2 separate regions of the Homo sapiens genome follow, and region 1 is linked to region 2. The links are chromatin loops, found by intact Hi-C in ENCODE. Cell type or tissue: PC-3. All regions are shown on one strand.

Region 1 (2,500 bases), 89 kb after region 2:
ATAAATGGTGCTCCAGTACACATTATTTGAAGGAACTTAATCTTGGACCCTTTGAGTTCAGTTCTATATCACAATGCCCAACATGGACCTCATCTTACAGGAGGGATGACTATACAAATACACATATGCTAATTATGGCAGGGTAGATATAATACTAACTGTGCTTAAAAGCTGCTATTTTTTAATACCTGTAGTCACAGGAATTGTGGTCAAATGAATTAGAGATGTTAGAGAACAACACAGTTTGTATGACTGATACTCAGGACTGAAAGAATAAAGCATTTAATTCATTTTGCCTTCTTAACATTGCTAAGACTGCAATTCCGGGGTCCTCTCTACTTACAGGCAGTATTACATGACCAAACTGCAATATAATAAATTTTTAGCTATATCTTATTTGTACTCTTATGTATAGCCATTATTTGAATTATTTTCTTCCCCAAAAAGAGGCTGTTTTAAGTTATGATGACTAAACTTAGACCCTACTGATTTTCTTTCTTTGTTTTTTTTTTTTTTTTGAGATGGAGTCTCGCTCTGTTGCTCAGTTTGGAGTGCAGTGGCAAGATCTCGGCTCAATGCAGCCTCCACCTCCCAGGTTCCAGCAATTCTCCCACCTCAGCCTCCTGGGTAGTTGGGATGACAGGCATGAGCCACCACGCCCAGCTAATTGTTGTATTTTTAGTAGAGACGGGGTTTCACCATGTTGGCCAGGCTGGTCTCAAACTCCTGACCTCAGGTGATCCACCCGCCTTGGCCTTCCACAGTACTAGGATTATAGGCATGAGCCACTGCGCCCTGTACCTACTGATATTCTTAAAACCACAGTAAGGGAACAAGCTGGGAATTGCATTATTTTACCTTCAGAATGGCCAGAAATATTTCAAACTTCAGCCTCTTGATGATTTCATAGATGAATAACAATGTGGTTGGTTTTACTAAAAAACAAGAAGCTTACAGGCCTTTCTTATTCTGCAACCCTGTCCCAGTGTTTAATAATAAAATTAATTGTTTTATGGCCTTAATGTTCAAATGTCAAAGACTGTAAATTTGCCGCACGAACAAAATTGAATGACCCTGCTTGGAAAATTTGTTTCTATTAATATTATAGGATCTGTTTAAAAAAAAAAAAAAAGCATCTGGACAGTTCATTTGAATGGCCACAAGAGAGCAGTAAGAAATTAAAGCTTAGGAAGATGACTCATAGTCACACTTACGTGTGTACTTTTTGCTATTAGGAAGAAATGAATAAAAAACCTACTTATATTTGTTCTTAAACTTGGCAATACAGTTTAGAATCTTTTTTTTAAAAAACAATTTAAGAAGGACAATATAGATAGCATCAGTAGATTAACTGAAAAGAACCTTGAATTAGAGCTTTTAGGAACCTCACGTTCATGCGTGAAAATGGAAAACAATAGTCACCCTGGGCAAAGGGACATCTTGAGAGGTCATCCAACACATCCCTGTGGATTATGCAAGCCAAAAGGTATGTGTCCCACTTACTAAGTCCCACAGAAGATTCCAGCATCTGTTTCTAAAGTATGGCCAATATTTTACAATGTTAACTATAGGACTTTTTTTTAAATGTCAAATTCTATCTTTTTATGTTGTAATTCAGCTACTATATTAAGTAGTATGTAGGGATACCCTGAATCTTTTTTAAAAGTTCATACCTATTTCTTTATGTGCCCCTGCCCTTTACTGCTCATACAAACTTGGCCATTTTTTACTTGGAATCTTGGATATCATGAATTTTAAAAATGAATTTTAAAATCATGAATTTGCAAAATGAACGGCAATAGCCTTAATATGTGAAGTACTATGAGGAGTCAGTCTGAAAAAAAGATGAAGAGTAGAAAAGTAGGCAAAGGCTATGAACAGGCAATTCACAAGATTAGAATTATATACTCAATATACATATAAAAATTGTTTATGTGAATTTTTAACATTTTTAACCTAATAATTTCCCTGCTAAGAATTTATCCTGTGGTAACAATCAGACTAATAAGAGTATAGATTTTAAAGTAAAAATAATTGGGAAAGTAAAAACTTAAATTATGTCAAAGAAGAAGAATTTGTTAAATTAATTATAGTCATACAAATGGGGTATAAGGAAAGCCATTACAATACTATAAGTAAATATTTATTGACATTGAAAGCCATGGAACATTTTAACTTTCAATAAAGTTGAAAACATTATATATAGTATGATTCCACTTAGGAAAAAATTGCGAATGACTGCATAGAAAAATATTTGGATGATATACGCCAAAACAGCAATTATGTCTGGGTAATCATCTTATGGAGGATTTTCTTTTTGTTCTTTTTTAGAACTTCTTGTAGATTCTGAATTTTTCTTACTGTTTGTTTGTTTGCTTTGGTTTATTTTAACAATTAACATGTGTTACTTTTTAAATTAGTAAAATCACAAAAAGCTACTTCTATGTTAGAAGAAGAAAATCCTCAGATAATCTTAAGAGTTAGTTTGGTGAATTTGTGA
Region 2 (2,500 bases):
TATTTGATTTATAAGAAATCTCTGTCCCTGGCTGTGGTCAGCTATTGAATTTATGTGTGACAAGAAAACCATAGAGTTTGGCAACTGTGCGGTGATAGGTGATGTGTGAATCATTTGGGGGAAGAATGAACATTTTATATTCAGACCTCGAATACCTGGGTCCTATGGTTAGTTAATCATGTCTATGGAATGCATGACTGAGCAGACAGGTTCAAAGGTAGGGGACTCGAAGCCACTCCATTGTGTGTTTCTAGATACCATCTTATTGCCCATTGGTAATATTTTCTATAGTCACTGCTCAAATGTATGAGACAAATACAGTCTAGGGTTTTTTCTTCTTAAAAGAAATTCTATAATGTAGGAAGCAGGGTCCAAACTGGAAGGCCCAGGACATTGTGACCCGTCAAGAGGTTAGAATATTCCCCCAATAAGTCACATCAGTCTGATGTGATACAACCAGAAAACTGCATGGGTTGGCACACAATGAGAGACTCCTGGGGACACGTCCCTAAAAGTAGCTCCAAGGCAGGAATTAAAAATGGTTCTGGAAGCTTTTGAGCAACTGAGCTAGCAGGACCAGAGCTGGCAGACATCACAACAGGCCATCGTTCCAGATGCTGCTCCCAAAGAGCACCCCCAGTGTCCGGCCCAGGCAGTTCCTCCTCAAGTAATTAATCTTGGCCTCCTTAAGTTACCCCCAGGTTCCCAGTGGATGTTTTTCTTCACTTCCCTATGAAATCACTTGAGTCTAGGTGCTGGTGGGGGTTGGGGAGTAGTATGGTAGGCATTGAACAATTCCAGCTTCACCAGTGGGAGAAATGGCCCTGTAAATCCTTTCAAAGGGCGCCCACCAAGTCCTTCAGAAGGAAGGGGCAGCCAGTGACATGAATACGATTATTGTAGTAGAGCAAAATGTGTGACTCGCCAGAATTCTGTTAAACCCAGCAAAAGGGAATGCCACAGTTAACCTATACCCCTGGGGAGCACTAAACCTGAAGCAGACTTATTAATTAGGTCTTCTGAGGGGCACAGAAAAAGGGGAGGAGGCCTTTTAAGTCACAGAGACAGACAGAGCTCCATTCTAACCAATTCCTTTCCATGGGGGCAAGTCCTGTATCTTTTTTTTCTTTTTTTTCAAACCAAACAGTTTGAGTTACATGTTCACAAGGTCCCTGTTGTGCCAAAGAGCATTTTCAATTCAAGTAGAACAGAAAAAACGTTTGTAAAATGAATCAGTAGGTGGAGCTCTTTCTTTTTATTTATTTTTCAATCCAAGGTCCCATTATTATTGAGGGACACAGAGCTTCAAAATGAAAAGAAATAGGCATTTTAAAAATGAAAACACATATACAACGTGCTTTCCTAATTGAAATGGTATATTGCGAAATCATTACTGTCACAGAACATTTGCGTTGCATGCAAATGCTGAAGCAAAGAAAATATATAAACCTAAATTGACTTTAGCAATTTGAAAGTGATAGTGGACATCTGTGTTCAATAAGTTTTTGCTGGTAACTGGTGTTTAATATTTCATGTCAAATCAAGAAGAGTGATAGAAGGTTTCTGAACACAGAGATGGCTGGCATTTTTGCAGCACAGCCTGCCCTTTGTCATACTCACCATAAAGAAACCTGCTGTAGCGAGGGTTGAAACTGCACCAGAGTGACTCCTTTTTTGGAACTTATATAAACTTCCAGAATATACTGTCTCTATTTTCTTTTAGAAAGATGTCTATAAGAAAAACAGGTTAAAGGACTTCCAAAGCTCATTATTTATTTAAGGGAAAAAAGGGTGTGTGTGTTTTGGGGATAGGGAGCTTTTGGAAGAAATTACAGCAGAATAAATCATCTAGAACAAATCTTACCTTTGTGTTTTCGTCAATCCTGATTCCTTTCTAGTCAGTGTGCAGTGATGTTAAGGAACTTGGTTGCCAATAGAAACATGCCTTCCTAAGTCTCACAATGAGGGCTAGATTGGATTTTAATGTTTATGTAGTTGGGCAGGGTAATGGTGGAGAATGGAGAGTAGGGAGGAAGAACTTTTTAAATAACTTTATAATTTCTTTTTCCACATCATGTTAAATAGGCAATCTTGACTCTAAATAGAACGTTTTGTCTTCGTAACAAATGTGATGAAAGGAAAAACTGCGGGGAGGGGGACAGCATTATTCTTTGAGCTGGCCACAGGATTAGCACTTAGTCCTGAAAAGGGTCATGTTGACCTGATTGTCATGTTAAGTCATGCTGACCTTAACATCTTCCATTTAGTTCTCTAACACAGAGGCTGGACCCTTGAATCTGCTTTGAGTATTGTATAATAAAGGTAAAATAAGAAGACCGACAGACTTTGAGGTACTACAGATATCAAGAAACAGTTTATGTTTATGTTGATATGAAGAAGTGTATATCTGAGCAAAGGAGTGCCCCCTTCCCTTCTCCGATGGTAGGACCAAGAATATGGTCCTGGAATGACCAGAAGCGGACCAAGAATATGGTTCTAG

What was found. Hi-C counts contacts between places; a loop is a spot of excess contacts. Peaks named below come from ENCODE experiments on the same cell type or tissue, not always from the same donor. Only the 100,000 strongest peaks of a DNase experiment are listed, where the experiment ranks them.
Region 1: a loop joins it to region 2, with 8 times the contacts of the local background. A loop is called at or near these places in 5 of 110 quality-filtered maps.

What each region holds. Positions count from the first base shown.
Region 1 is chr3:169,040,662-169,043,161 of GRCh38, forward strand. The region is part of intron 1 of LOC107986051 (a long non-coding RNA gene); the gene reads right to left. Among named protein-coding and RNA genes, the nearest start is that of LINC01997, 39 kb to the left of the region's middle. In PC-3, a CTCF peak has its summit at 1,157 (motif pointing right); no DNase peak of the experiment used is centred here; H3K4me3 peaks cover 354 bases.
Region 2 is chr3:168,951,450-168,953,949 of GRCh38, forward strand. No RefSeq gene overlaps it. Among named protein-coding and RNA genes, the nearest start is that of LINC01997, 50 kb to the right of the region's middle. In PC-3, a CTCF peak has its summit at 1,238 (motif pointing right); DNase peaks (open chromatin) are centred at 172 and 1,222; H3K4me3 peaks cover 284 bases; H3K27ac peaks cover 1,414 bases.